Linked DNA regions of Mus musculus: region 1 is linked to region 2. The links are chromatin loops, found by intact Hi-C in ENCODE. Cell type or tissue: heart. All regions are shown on one strand.

Region 1 (8,000 bases), 210 kb after region 2:
ACAATTATTTAAACCGGTTAACTAAAAAATAATTCTGAGCTGGGCATGGTGGCACACGCCTTTAATTCCAGCACTTGGGAGGCAGAGGCAGGCGGATTTCTGGTTTCAAGGCCAGCCTGGTCTCCAGAGTGAGTTCTAGGACAGCCAAGGCTATACAGAGAAACCCTGTCTCGAAAAAACAAAAACAAAAAACAAACAAACAAAAAAATTCTGATAATAATGAAAGTTCATCAGACCTTTAAATTATTACTATGATAAATCTAACTCTTGCTTGATTTTTTTTCTGTTTATTTGTTTGTTTATTTGTTTGTTTGTTCTGAAACACACTCTGTAAACTAGGCTGGCCTTGAACTCACAGAGATCCACCTGCCTCTGCTTCCCAAGTACTGGGATTAAAGGCGTGCAGCACCAACACCTGGCTCATTATTCATTTTAATGTACTGAATCCTCTAACCTGCTCTTCCTTAACAAGGAATTTGTAGCTCATTTATTATCATTATTATTATTTTTATTTTACTATTTTGAAACAAGGTTTTATGTTCTGAAGGGTGACCTTGAACTCATTCTGTAGCTAAGGATAACCTTGAATTCCTGATTTTCCTGCCTCCACCTCCTGTGTGCTGGGATTATAGGCATGAGCCACCATGCTTGATTTAGGTTCTGGGGATCAAATGGTAGGCAAGCACCCTCTGAGCCACATCCCCAGCCATCTCTTGTTCACTTTTAATCATAGATTACACACTAAGATAGCTTCAATTCTAAGGGATCTGACACCCTCTTCTGACCTCCTCAGACACAAAGCAAACACATGGTGTACATACATGCAAGCAGAAAAAACACTCATGCACACAAATAAATCTAAAAGAAGTTTACAAATTACATCCTCGTCTTGATGAACCACCAGTGACCTCTAATAAGAAGAGAAATGAAATATTCTACTCATGTAGTTTCCTAGGTCAAATAGAGTTTTTATTTTTAGACAATTAGTCAAAGGCTATAGTAACAAAGAGGTTGGGGTGGGGTTAGATGACTCTGACAGCAGAGGGACTTTCTGCCCAGAGTGACGTTAGAAGGAAAGAACCAACTGCACTGTGTTCTTTTCTGATATTTGCATATGCACACTGTCATACCTCACACACTCACACACACACACACACACACACACACACACACACACACACACACTGCATACACATGCACAGACACATATAAAACAGTAAATAAAATTTTACATTCAAATTTCTTAAAGAAAGAAAACCAAGTAGATTTTCAAACTCATTTCGCTGTCTTGTATCACGGAGTCTTTTCTCTCTTAATGTTTGCTTGTTTTATAAATAATTAAAAGCAACGTTATAACACATAGATGTGAGGAATACCGTCTGGACCTGTGGGAGTTGCCGTCTAGCCAGGATGGTCCAGAAATGATACTGATAATGACTGCAAAGCTCACGTTGGCTACGCTGCTCCCTTGCAGTGGTCTGCACACCGTTTCCTTCCTCGGTGCTTCCACTGGTGATTTCCATGACAAATTCATCTCAGGGTTACAGCTTGATAATTAACAAACTGCTTATAAACAGGTAGCCAGGAAGGAAAGCACCTTTGTAAGTCAATAAGAAGAAACAATGTCATTATAGGTCTTCAAAACTTTTTTACCTTGAGTGGAAGGGGAAAAAAAAAGATAGTTAATGTTTAACATGACTTTCTGTTTAAATTTTTATAAGGCCCAATTAGGAGTTCCTTCTATTGAGGTTTTTCTCTGTTTCAGAGGGGCGATACTGTTTGAAAAACAGTGCTTACATTTTTTTCTGCTTTAAACATACTTTCTACTTATGTAAATATCTCTACCTTGCTATTACCTATGTCAGTGATACCCAAAGGAAAGTTTATTTCAAATGTATAAACTTTCCATATTTGGGAACAAGAAAATTAAATCCGATTTTTTTTTGTCTGTTTGTTGTTTAAAATTCTAGCATAAGTTTGCCCAAGGGCTAAGCTAATACAAACATACTTATCCTGCTACAATGTATTTATTTACTGCATTTTCCCTCTCTTTCTCTCCTCCCCCACCCCATCTCCCTCTCCTTCTTCCTCTCCATCTCCCTATCTCCCCCACCTCTCTCTGTCTGTTTGCGTGTGGGCCTGAGAGAACTGGTGTATATGAGTGTGTGTGGTTATATAGTTGTGTGTGTTAAGTAGAGGAGTGCACATGTGTGTGTGGTTATATAGTTGTGTGTGTGTAGATAGATGAATGTATATGTGTGTGTGGTATAGTTATGCGTGTAAGTAGGTCGATGTACATGTAGAGGCCAGTGTTTAATGTCAGTCATCTTCCTCAATCATTTTTCCACCTTAATTTTTTCTGAGAATGGGTCTCTCACTTGGAGAGTCCTTGGAGCTCATGGATTGACTAGAAATACTGGCCAAAACTCCCCAGACATCCACCTGTCTCTGTCTCTCCAATGCAGGGATTTCTGGATCCTGACACCACAGCTGGATTTTTATGTACGTCAGCTCCTCATGTTCATGTAGCCAGAGCCTTACCAACTGACTCATCTCCCTGACTCCTCAGCTTTACCTAATGTACTTTTGGAAGTATTGTTGGTGACCATTTGAGGCATCTCTGGTTTCAACATCTCTAACAAGTTGATGGGTAGACTTTAATGGAATTGAAGTCAAATGTCAAAAACTTTCAATCAGACTTCATTGTGATGGTCCAAAGCCAAATATGAAATCCATATAAAAATGGTAGGTTTGGGGCTGGAGAGATGACTCAGCAGTTAAGAGCACTGACTGCTCTTCCAGAGGGCCTGAGTTCAATTCTCAGCAACCACATGGTGGCTCACAACCATCTGTAATGGGAGCCAATGCTCTCTTCTGGTGTGTCTGAAGACAGCTATAGTGTACTCATATACATAAAATAAATTAATAAATCTAAAAAAAATAACTGAAATATTTTCATTTAAAAAGTTCAAATTGGGGATTTAGTCTGTTGGATATGATTACGGTTACCCAGAGATAGGAGTCTGGCTCTTCCCTTAGAGGCCCAAAGAGAACAAATAACACTGTGTACTGAATGTTTTACACCCAACCCTATGGTTACCTACAGCCTCCTTATCTCAGAGTGCTCCCAATCTGTGTTGTCATTCAAATATATTGACAACCTCTTCCTGCAGATGCTCACAAGTCCCCAATCTTAAACAGCTCGGAGGCAGCCCCACAGGATTTCCCGTGCACATGACCACGTACTTGACTTCAAGATGTATCTGTGGTACCTGTACCAGCCCAGGAAGATCACAGCCTATTCCATTAATAGTGGATGATCATTAATTATCCTCCAAGTGTTTACCCATGAGTCCAAAGCAGTGAAGGTAGAAAAAAATTGTATAGAGAAAGGTACTGATTTTAGCTTTATAAATAGTAGACCCCCATGCAACAAATAGTGTAGATTTTAGTGGTCTTAAATTAGTTCAGTCAACTGTTAACATGCCAGCTTATGGAGAAAGAAGTTTCCTAATTGATCCCTGGCACCTAGCAGGGGTGGCATAGCTTACAAGTTTCTTCAGATAACACTTCTTGATTTCCTAAGAACTGGGCATTACCATGACCCCATTTCACGGAAAATGTTTGTTCAAATGTTTGTCCTTTCAAAATCCATATGTTGAAACTCCTGCTGTGTGGCAATATTAAGAGGTAAGACTTTCGGGGAATGACTAGATCAATTGGGATGCGGGTCCGCGTGAAAAGGCCTGGTGCCTTTGAGAAGGGAAGGGAGGTGTGTGTTCTGTATGAACAAAGCAGGGAGACGCCTTCTGGGAAACAGAAAAGGAACTCTTGCCAAACATTGAATCTGCAGGCACCTTGACCTTGGGCTTCTCCGCCTCCTGCACGATGAGAAACAAACTTCCATTATGTATAAATCACTCACTGGAAGATATTTTTAGAGCCATCTGAAAAGATTAAGAAGACGGGGCGGGGGGGGGGGGGTGGTGCAATCAGAAATATGTAACTAGAGCCAAAATGAGTCATCTTGTAAATACTACAGCAGTTAGGAAGTGGGGAGCTGAGAGTCTTCAGAATAGAGTTGACCCCCATTCTTCCTGGTAATCTAACACCTACCATATTGCCTGGTCTATAGTAAGCACTCAATAAACATCTGTGACAGGATTTAAGTGAACAAGTCTGTCATTGTTGGCTGATACAGAAGGAAAATCCCGTGAATAAAATGGGCTTCTAACTCTATCTGGAAGGACGGGCAGGATTTGTACCGATGGAAAAAATAGAACGATGTACTGACAATGGGAACACAGCAGAAGCCAAACTCTGGAGAGAACCTAAGAAATGGGCTAGAAGAGGACTGTGAGTGAGTTTTCCAGACTAGAGCTGAGAGCGCACAGAGCCAAGCATTAAATCTAAATGTTTCTAGGAAAGGTGGGAAGAGATTTATGTAGAGCCTTAAAAACTGGACTGAGGGCTGTGGGCTTTCTTAGGTAAGTGAACAAGCAGAGGCTGAGAGAGAGGCTTGGAGGAAATGCTGTTTGGGGGAGTTAACCTGGAGCTGGTGGGAGGAAAGGATTCAAGGACAGATGCACGAACAGCTTGAGTGTGGTGAGGAAGTGTGGGAAGGGGATAGAGGCGGTGAGCTCTGGGCTGTGTTAGTGCTGAGGTGAAGGTAGGAAAGCCAGCTGGAGCAGATCTGGAAGAAAGGCTGACCAAGAACTCCAAGTGTTCTAGTATAAAAGACGGAGGTGAAGGGCCCAGAGGAGAGACTAAAACTAGGGCCAATAATGAGCTGTAGCAGGAAGAAAGGATACAACCCACTTCAGAAGGCTCTTGTGTTTTTCTGAGAAGTGTTGTCGTTTGGGTGTTGCCAATGGTGTCCAGTGGACTTGGATTCAATTAGGTATTTCTCAAATGCTTCTTTTTAGTCTAGGATGCACTAGATCTTAAGACAAGGCACAACAAACAGTCTCCTGAAGGTCACAGTTAGCACAGCCCATCTCTGACGTGGTCCGAACATTTCCACCAGCTTCCAGTTGAGGAAAAGCAAGTAAGTATAAAGGCCAGTTTGAGTACAGACTGCCTCATGCTGGTCTTTGGATACTGAACTGGAGGTTAAAGGAGAATCATTCTATAGTATGCTTTCCCAACCACCGAAAAGCTGAAATTAATTAATTAAATAAAATCACTGCTAATGGTGAGCACTGTGTTAGGAGGAACTCAGTCAGCGGCTTCAAATCACTCAGCGCGCTGGCTGAGACGAATGGTAGTGGCTATCAAGATACTTGTCACCGAGCCTGGCAACCTAAGTTGCTCTCAGGACCCAGTTGGTGGAACCTAGGTCTGCAAATTGTCCTCTGAGCTCCCCACCCTCTCACACTGAGTGTGACCTCTTTCCTTCTTCCTTCCTTCCTTTCTTTCTTTCCTTCTTTCTTTCTCTTCCTCTCTCTTTCTTTTCCTTTCTTCCTTCCTCTCTTTTCTTTCTTTCTGTCTGTCTGTCTGTCTGTCTGTCTGTCTGTCTTTTTTCTTTCCTTCCTCCATTCCTTCTTCCTTCCTTTCCTTCCTTCCTTCCTTCCTTCCTTCCTTCCTTCCTTCCTTCCTTCCTTCTTTCCTTCCTTTCCTCTTCCTTTCTTTTCTTTTTTTTTTTTAATTCACCTTAAAACCACTAAGTTGTGGTATATCAAAAGCACATAGCAGTATTGGACCCATTAAGCAGAGTATCTTATTTAACCCTTTTACAACCTCATGAGATAAACACACAAACCCTGCATCTTATAGTGGAAAATAGTTGCCTGGATGACAGAGCCAGTAACTGAGTAGATCCACAGAAAGTCCACGCAACATGACCTTAAAGATTACAGATACATTTATGTTGGCTAAGAAATAAATTTCTATTGGCTCCCCATAACGTTTGCAATGCTCCAAATAGAGTGAGAGGGTTGGGGGAGCACCAACATGGAGTAGGACTAAAGTGACTGTTACTATGAATGCTCTAGGACCTGGAAGGCATAGCTGAGATGCTTCAGAGTCTATCCTTGTTTGTATTGACCACCTGGTACCTAACCTGTGGCCTTGTGCATAGTAAGCAATCAAACATTCAGCAAACATCTGTGGAAGGCTGAAATAGACCTAATGTGTAAGCACAGCTTTTTGAGATTGCAAAACTAAGGACTATCTGCAACAAGCGTGTGGTATCATGAATTTTTGCTTCAGAGCAGACAGTGACAAAGAGCTTGTCCAGGAAGCCATGATGAAGGGAAGAGGATGCAGATGCAGATGCAAGCCCGGTGCTGGCCACAGTACTAGACACAAAGACCTTCCCTTAGTGCACACTGTGCCCTGACCACTAGCTATATTTCCATGGTGATAGCAGGACTGCGGATGCAAGTTCCTCCCCTCCCTTCCAGTCAGGCATCTTCTTTAAGAACAATTCAAGTTGTTCCTTTCCCTAGAAACATCCCTAGGATTTTCTGTTCATTCCTGTGTGCTTCATTGCCTTCAGGGCCAGAGGGCCCACTGAGAGATGAATACCTCTTAGGACCAAGTAGAGTGTGGAGAGTAAAATGTCTGATGGTAGGATGAAGTGGAGAAGGAACGAACCATGGTTTAGCAGGATGGGTCGCTAGCGTTCTAGCACATACCTGGGCACAGTTGGGCTTATTGAAAGAAGGAAGAACTTACAGGTTGCATATTAACCCAGACTTAAGGGGAGTGCTTATGCTATTGAAAAGGAATATTAGGAATGAATCAAAACACATTTCAGAGACAGGAACGTGGTACCGCCCATGTGCTGATGGAAAGGGGCGAGCCAACCCCACAGCTAGCCTGGGAAGAGTCACCCTCTGATGAAAAGTCTAAGCAGAAGTCTCAAGGGGTAAGGATTCTCTCTCTGGTCCTCTGTGGTAATCCAGAAACTTGTCATGAGTTTAGGAGGGAGTAGAGAGACTGTAAATAAGGCATTTTAAATATCGTCTTCATGTGTATACTTCCTCGTCTCTACATGCACATGTCCATGCAATACCATCAGAAGGCTGGTGAGGCCCTAGAAACAAAGTTACCAATGCTCAGGAAGCTACCCAGTGTGGATGCTGGGAACCAAACTCCAGTCGCCTGCAGGAGCAGCCAGTGCTCTTAACCACTGAGCTGTGTTTCCAGACACCATAATGTATTCGTTTTAAGGAAAGAGGTAAGCCCACCTTTACTCAAGCTGAGGCTCATACAATGATCGATGAATCAAAAAACTGGGAACTCACTTGTACCTTTGGGAGCATAAAACACTAAATGGGATAAAAATGGAGAGGGAAGAGTCTAGATGCCACTGTCCTTAATGCCCAGCACAAATGCCAAGGGGTACTGCTTTAGGTTAGGCCTAAGACTCAGGTCCAGAATGAACCTGCGTCAGTTGCTAATTTTATTTCTTCTCCTCCTCTCCTCTCGCTTACCCACCCTCCCCTTTCAGACAGTAGCCCAGTTTCTGTATGTGACCTTGAACTTCTGATCGTCTTCTGTCTCCTCATCCTGGGATGTCAGGCTCAAGCTGCATTGACTAACTAAACTGTTTGGTTTGGTTGGTTTTTGTTATTGTTGTTTTGTTTGGTTTCTAATCTATGGTTCTCAGAATCATACCCCACATTAGCGACACTTTGCTTAGATTACATCTGAGAATATTCGGGAATTGGCAAGAGTTAAGTGAGGCCACCATTATGTAAAGTGTTTTCAAAGATTAGCCAATCAAGTGCAAGTTCTTCTTAAAGACTTTATTAATTTGAATACTGGCTGAGTGTTGTCAAGTTTTATTCAATGACAAGAGTATGCATCTAAGGACCTCCCCCCTGTTTTCACGCTACAATGAGGTTTGTGGGTTCAGTCATTCTGCATCTCTGGGTGGGTTTTACAAGGCTTAAAATAGCTGCTGTTGAGCTGTTGTTTTGCCTTCGAGTTCCCTGAGTGTGTACACTGAAGAAAAGGCATAATTCTGAGGACTGACACTCGGTTCCAAGACG
Region 2 (8,000 bases):
GGTAGCATTGGATGTATCAAGCCAGTGTGGAGACCATGGCTGGAACCCTGGAACCCACTTGCCATTCACACAAATGCCCAAATTTCTTCCCTAGAACAAAGAAACCATCTTCTTTCTACATCCAATGCCACCTTAGTAACTGTTCACAGAGGCAGGCATTTCAATACAATGGAAACAGATTTCTAGTAATTAGAACAATAGTCTACTGGTTAAACGTTTCCTGGGTAACTTGCCTTTATTCTCTATACCAACCACACAGTAAAGAGAATCTTATGAACATTAAGTAAATTGTCATTGTCTTTCTCTCCTTCTTTCCCTCTCTCTCCCTTCACTGCCCCCCCCCCTTACACACACGCACAATAAGCACAGAGAAGGCAGGGACAAGCAACAAGCAAATCCTAGAGATTTGTTATCCAGCTGATAGAGCCTATTTGGCAAGTTCAAGGCCAATGGACTATGCAGTCTCAAATAACAAGGGGGATGTTGCCTGAGGTTGTCGTCCAACTTGCACATCCACTCTCACACCTGTGCAAGTGCATATCACACATGCATGTACCCACATATACATGTGCAAACAAACACCATGCATACACATAAAAATATATACATCATAAGAAATGTAGCAATGGCTCCATGCACACAGCAACTTTTTTGTCCCACAGTACTGCACACACCAAGCAAGTTTCCTCTTTGCCTGACTTGAAGTCTGGCTTCTTGGAATGCTGGTCTTCACCTAGCTGCTAGAGAAACTATCTCAGATAGAACGAGTGAAACTACTGTGAACTCACGTATCACTCAAGTGTAAATGTGTTAATGTGCAAACTCTGTGTGCAGTTAAAAAAAAAAAAAAAAGAATGGAAAGCCAGTAAAACACAGAAACGAGCCCCTAATGGTGGCATTTCAGGGAATAGGAGGGGACAGATGGGGAGATATTTCTGGACCAGAGAGCTTCTGGGTGCCCTTCACGTTGTACCACACCAGCCATTTCCTATTCCTGTGCAGAAGGTTGGCTCTGCTGCCACAACGCACTCTCCAGCTCTCCTGAGAAGCGTGCTTCTATTTCTGTCTGTTATAAAAAGGTAGAGATGCCATTCCTTCTGGTTGTCAGGGACCAGGAATGAGTCTCCCTCAAAGAACAGAAAAGAGCCAAGGACAAACAAAGAAACTCTCTGCTTTCTGCATCTAATGGGCACCATACTAACACTTCACAGAGGCAGGCATGTTGACTCAATGGAAAGAGATTTCTAATAATTATAACAACAGATTCTGATTCTGCTGCTTGAGTAGATGTTTGCCAGGTACCTCATCTTTGTTACCTTTGCCAGTGATATAAGAGAGGGCATTGTGTTACCCCTATTTTTACAAATATTAAGCAACATGCCTATGTTCACAATACTGGTAATTTTCCAAGTCAGTAGTGGTGACCAAAAGGTTACAACTCAAATTCTAAACACCTTCAGGAAGATGTTCCCAATACAAGGAGGAGGCATGTAACATCATGGTTTCATGAAAACACACAACCAGACCCAACTACTACTGGCCTTTCTATCCTGTGCATGGCATGTCACCTATATTATCCTTACTTTATTTCATAAAAATAAGGAAGAAATAATTTCTGACTCTAGGTATTACAGGAATAACTAGTGTAGTTGGCCAGTAATTTCAATCTATTTTCTACCAAAAGAATTGTGTGAAATATCTAAACTAGATAAACAGAACTTTCAGACTACCTGGAGAAGTGTCCTAAAGGGCTTATGACCTACACAGTTCTTGACTCAAAGAGCTTGCAGCCTGAAGAAGGTATTAAGACCCCAATAATGTTACAGTCAGAGTTATCTACAAGTTGTAGTCAAATGATATTTAGAAAGAAAGAAGAAAAAGGAACTCAGTGGAAGGAGCCATTCCTTCACATAACAATCAGACTACAGAATGTCAGAAAATAACTGTTGTCTTCACCCAGTACTTATGAGCAATGGTCTCCTAAACAATGTTACTTCCACTGAGTCTGCCCACTTTCAAAATCCCTAATCTTCTACAGTCTCATGGAAATTCCTTATCATTTCCTTGACAGTTTCTTTTAAAGTATCACATGTGTCCATCTCGTCAGTCACAGAGTATCTTTCCTGACAGGAGAGACAGAGCAGCAGCAGCAGCAACAGTATCAGCAACAGCATCAGCAACAGCAGCAACAGGGCAGATGCTGGGAGATCTCTCTTGCCCTCTGTAAATGCTTGTGTGTTTATGCTGAGAGATTAGCACTGAAAGATACCTAACCTGTGTCACTTGGCTCATATCATGTCAACACCAGCTTCCTCATAACTGTGACCAGTTTGGTTCAACAGCTGGTTTTACCGATTTTCCATAGAGAAGCCTAATCGTGTGACTGGTTGGGCATTCTGCAGCTGCTTCTTGCCAGAGACAAGGCAGGCTTCATACTAACTCACTCAAACACATCCCCCCCGCTTCGCTCCAGATCTTCTGTGGAATTGCCAAGTGGCTGTTGCTCGTAAAAGTTAGAATCATACCCTCTCCTGCCTTTCTCAGCTTTCAAAGGAGAACATGAATCTATAACCAACCAGACAATCTCTCTGAAGATGCTAAATGGGGAAGTGAATAACACCTATATATGTAAAGATACATCTGTAGCATAGGAGAAAATTAATATGAAAACAGTTATTTAAAGAGATTTAAAGAAACAACCTCTTTTCAGCAGCAGATTTGAGTTCTTTCAGACAATCAATTATTCATAAATATTAGATTATCATTTTCTATTTGCATTGGAATACATGCAAGTAATGTTAAAAGTTGCCAGGGATCAGTTCCCATTCAAATCAATATTTCTTTCAGCAAATTATGTTCTTCCCTTGTCAGCTACTCCATTCAAATTAAAGCACTAATCTTATTCAAAACTGGTACTTTGTCTAAATTTGTTTACCTGGATACTAGTAAAATATTTCTGTTATACTCTCTAAAATCCTACTGACAATATAAGAAGATTCATAAAATGTCCACAGAAATCAGAGCAGGTGTCATTCGGACTAAGCTGGCTCTATTTCTCACTATGATTAACCAGCTCGTAATGACAACATTTCTTATCTTACAACTGTGGCATGAAGAGGGAGCTGTAGCTCTTCTGAGACACAATTCTGCACGCCCCAGCTTATCCACGCTCTGCGATCTCGTGTCTGTTTCTCTCTCTCTCTCTCTCTCTCTCTCTCTCTCTCTCTCTCTCTCATCATTTTAACCATTGTACCAGCTCCTTTTAAATGTATCTGCGGAGGATCTGGTCAAGTGGAGATAATCCATGCAAATCAGAAACTGGTTGTCAGTGTGTGGTTCCCGGAGAGGACTCAGCCTGAGGAGGTCACTCGTTCACAGCCGCTCCTCCCATTCTATCTCTCCCCTTATTGCAGAACTGCTGTATGTATACAGTAGCAGAAAGGACTCAATTGACTTCAACTGCTGCCTGGTTTTGCTTACAACTTTTTCTTATAAAGGAACTTACCTCCATCTGTCTCTTGAAGGTAGGAAGCCTGATTCTTCTAAAGACGCGTGTAATGCCTCTTCTGTCTGCTCATTGTCAAATGTCACTGGAATGCGTTACATTGTTGCTGGCACAGGGCGCAAATGCTGTGATTCCAGGTGTCTCTGGCTTTTGTTACTTAACGGTGTAGGTGCAATTGTTTAAGTGCGGGGGTATTTGGATGTTTATTTTCCACATAGCCAGCTTCAGTTTTACCAAGCAAGGAAGATTAGAGTGTCTACTCTCTAACCTAGAAATACAATTGGCTATCAAGTTTTCCCTCTTAAAAAAATAATAACCTCTTTAGATGGTTTAACTTCTGCCAATTACAGCCAAGTGTAAAATTCAACCGTGAGAAGGTGGCTGTGTATTGTTTGCCTGAACCTGGAACCTTCTTGCAGCATTTTCTCTGGAAAAGAAAAAAAAAATTTAACTGTTGAAATGTTTTTGACATCAGCGAGAAAACGGTAGCTCTTACTTCATTCTGCGGCATGGCAGCATGCTAGAGGCTCTATTGCTAACTGGCCTGTCAAATAGATTTATTCTGCACAATTCACAAATTACTAGGCTATGCAGAAGTGTTGCAATTAGTTGGATTCCGTTACTGTTGTTAGACGTGCTGGTAGGTATTGTTTTTAAATTTAAATCGTATTTTAGAAAACTTTACTGTAAAGGGGCTCTTTAAACCCTGCCATGTATATAGCACAGTGGAGATCGTTATTTAAGAATGATTTCAATAGTCAAATGGTTATATTCGGTTTAAAAATGTGTGGAAGTGGTTAATAGATTGTACAATATACGTCTTATTTCTGAAAGCAATCCCTTAGCTTGTAATACTTCAACTGTGTTTCCTTGAAGTGACTTGTAATAATATTTTAATCATTCCATAGTCATTTTAACTTTAAATCACATCAAAATGTCATGAAATTACAAATTCAAAAAAATCTTTTGAATTAGTACAAATATAATTAGAACATTCCAGTTGCAACGGAGATAAATGTCATCTGTCTTTGAACATACTCTTTGTTAATATGATTTTGCATTTTGACATATGGCTCTGACAAGGATATTTAATCCCTTGTAGGAGATAGAATTGAACATAAACAGTAAACAAAGTTGACAGTCCTGAAAAGAAGGGGAAAAAATGTTTTCTGGTATACCCAATCATTCTGATGTCATAAATTTCAGACTCTATCTTCTAGGTAGATACTTGTAGTTAGTAGAGTTTGGGGGGGTGGATTTATTATCCACATAAAATATCTCAGTGTCAGAACTGTGTGTTTCCTTTTTCCTTTTGGTACTGAATGCTGTGCTGAAAAGATTGCACTCTGAATTTTGAGTCCAGTAGTGCAGGGCATGGAACTCTGTCATTGCTAGCATAAAGAAGCCCATCGGCACAAGTGTTGCTACTGTACAGAGGGCTAGCTCTCTGCCTCCGGCATTTGTTAGGGTGCTATATGTAGAATTTAACAGATACATATCTTTTGCCTCTTAGCATTTTATTTGTCCTCTGGTCTGAAAGCTATTCTGCAAGGATGGGGGCTGGCATTTACAGCCGTGGGTAATAAAAACCCTTCACGGTGAGAAAAGAGGAATTTGACTTATGGCTTACCTAGCAATTAGAGTTTCTTTTCAAACTCTTTTACTGAGCTGTACAGTAAGCTGAGGCTTGCCAGGAAAGGCTGATTGAAAGTATCTGTGGGAGCCATGGGGCTGCTCTTGAATATGTCCTGCGCAGTCATTGTCATTGTAGTTTTTCATATGAGCCTCAGTACTACAGGGGGAAAAGGATTATGGTCAAGGGAGACTCTCCTACAGCCAAAGGGATTTGGATGGGAGTCCCACTCATTGCCCCAAACCCCACAGGGAGACTCAGACAGATAGAGAGTGTACAGGATAGCCTGGCTGGGCGAACTTCAGACTACTGTGAACTAAAGGGTGCCCTTTCAGAACAAAGGAAACCACAGATACTCTGTCAGCAGGCAAGCTAAGGAGAGACAGAGAAACTAGGCAAGGCACTCTTCTGGGGACCTGAGAAAATGCCGCCAACTAGACATTCTCTTTGCATTCACATTACATGGATTTGATAGGTTTGTAGGCATTCCCCCCCGGAATCCCAAGCCATCATTTCACAGGGCTATTTCAAAAGCAGGGATTTTTATAGATGCTTGCGTTTGTTTGCTAACCTCAAGAAAGTCTCCAAAGACCGACCTCCTATGCCTTTAGTCAGGTCTTACTGTGCATCCTAAATAAAATGGTCACAGCCTTCAACTCCCCCTGGGTTCCTCTGCTTCATCTGTACACTTCCCATTCCTCCACTAACTCATTCAAGCAACTGCTCAGGATAAGTTACATCCACTCCGTTTCAGTGTGCCTTGCAGCAAAATGTTGAGCACCGAGAACCCTCACGGCTGTATTTAATAGTGGTTTGTTATTCCCCCCTGAGTCCCTTCTGCTGGTTTTACCGAATGCAGTTTAAAAGATAAATTTCCATCTTAAAAGGATACTATAGGGGGTGTTAATAAGTTGTCCAGAACTTTGGGAGTGTTCAGTGGGAGTCATGGCAATGTGCAACCCTGCCTGAGGAGAAATGATCTGCACCATCAGAGAGCATCCGATGCTGCTACATCTGCACACACCCAGAGCTTCTCAGGAAGACTTTCTGCCACACTAAACAGTTCCCAGACCCTGGAACTGTTATTGGAGTGTGGATTGGTTATGGTATCCAGGGGACACTTATCAGATCCTTATTGCTTTGTTTGCAATAATTTTAATCTTCATAGCAATGCTGTCAGGTCAAGGGGACCATTGTACACACTTTGTAGATAAAACCATGAAGGTTCCGAGAAGTTAATTGACTTTGTCAAGGCCATGGAGTTGTGCAGACATGGGATTTGAACCTGCCTTTCCTTTGAAATCACATATAACGATGACTTCCTGGCTTATCGGTCAGTGTACTTCTTTCCCTCTCCCTATAGCAAACATATCTTATCCAACTTACCCATCTGTTGTCTGGACATACCAGAACTAGGTGTCTTTTTCTGGTTTTTCAACTTCTTCATCGCTTTTCCTTTTGATCTGTATTAGCATTATAGCAGTCTTAAAGAGTTATTTCACTGGTGGCATGCCAGGAATGGTTACTCTAGTAGAGTAGAACACAGAATCACATCTGTAATTGACTGGCATGTCTGCTCAGTCTTACAACAACCACCTCCTTTATTCTGTCTGACCAAGATTGACAGCTTTTTATATGTTTGAAATATCAACGGTGTAAGGAGCTTGGTATTGATGGAAATTAACCCGGGGCTTTATCTAACTACCATTCCTAGTAACTCCAGAGAAGTTCTGATAACAATTAACATGTTGAGCCAAACAACAGTTCACATAAGAAAAGTATATTCTACCGTCTTGTGGAACCATCCTTCAAATGCAGTCTGAAATAGCCCTTTCTTCTGCCGTTCTATTCACTAGGAACATCTGTATGGAAATTTCCCCAGACAAAATATCACCAACCCATTTACAAAGCAGGAGTAGATGACAGATAGCATGATAGGGAATATTTAAATATGCTGACTGTGTGCCACTCAGCACAGTTAACTGTTTTTATGTCATAGGTGTTGCCCACTTTGTGAGGCAAAGAAAAGACTCCCTCCTTACAGAGAAGTGAGAGCAGCCTTCCTTCTGTCTGCCTGTTTGTGGTAGCTTCAAACTTCCTCTATTGTCTTTCATCCCAGTGTGAAAAGATGAACTATTACACAGGTCACCCATGGGAATCTGATTCAAACACTGATCATTGACCTGTGGTTATACAATATAAACAAGCACTGGCACAGGATCCATATAAAATCTAGTAAAAAAAGATGTAGAGGCCATTGGACAGTAGTGATCGTATAAGATACATATTTATTGGGGAACAAAAGAAAAAATTTTGCCATCATTGTGTGACACTAGTATTTTTTTAAATCATACTTAAAATATCCGACAGATGGGCTGCTCTTCTAAGTCCAAATTCTCTACCTGCTGGCAGGAGGAAAGCCCAAGAATTTGTCTTTACAGCTAGTTTAATAGACCAGTTTCATATGGATTAGCCAAGTTAGATGTCAGCCATTGGAGTGGGAAAATCTGGGAATCAATTTAAATTTGAGCTTATCCTACCATCTTCTCTGCTGAGTGAGTTCAGTAGCCTATAAGGCACTCCACTCAGATTTGATTTCTCAAGTCAAATTACTGGAGTTGTATTTCCACCATGAAAGGCAAAGAGAAAGAGGCCAGAGGAAGATACATTTAGTTCAAGGTGTCACAGCTGACCTCAAGCCACTAAAAGGAGCTATCCCTCCCTGCTCAACTCATAAGTCCAGTCACTGAATTCTTTTGCCTAAAAATAATGTCAGCTCCTTGAAATTGAAAATAAAACGAAAAGACATTCCTCTCCAGGGAAGTTTGAAAAAAAATATTCAGACAACTTAATTCTCAAATG

The links. Hi-C counts contacts between places; a loop is a spot of excess contacts. Peaks named below come from ENCODE experiments on the same cell type or tissue, not always from the same donor. Only the 100,000 strongest peaks of a DNase experiment are listed, where the experiment ranks them.
Region 1: a loop joins it to region 2, with 2.1 times the contacts of the local background. A loop is called at or near these places in 3 of 42 quality-filtered maps.

Annotation. Positions count from the first base shown.
Region 1 is chr3:149,229,843-149,237,842 of GRCm38, reverse strand. The region is part of intron 2 of Gm30382 (a long non-coding RNA gene); the gene reads left to right. Among named protein-coding and RNA genes, the nearest start is that of Gm1653, 41 kb to the left of the region's middle. In heart, no CTCF peak of the experiment used is centred here; a DNase peak (open chromatin) is centred at 3,862.
Region 2 is chr3:149,440,626-149,448,625 of GRCm38, reverse strand. It overlaps Gm30382 (a long non-coding RNA gene), which reads left to right and starts at 3,027. Exons shown (of 3, transcript XR_001784032.1): 1 at 3,027-3,524. A630039O03Rik (a long non-coding RNA gene) reads right to left here. Exons shown (of 6, transcript XR_376220.3): 1 at 3,506-8,000. In heart, a CTCF peak has its summit at 3,118; no DNase peak of the experiment used is centred here; H3K4me3 peaks cover 1,023 bases; H3K27ac peaks cover 923 bases.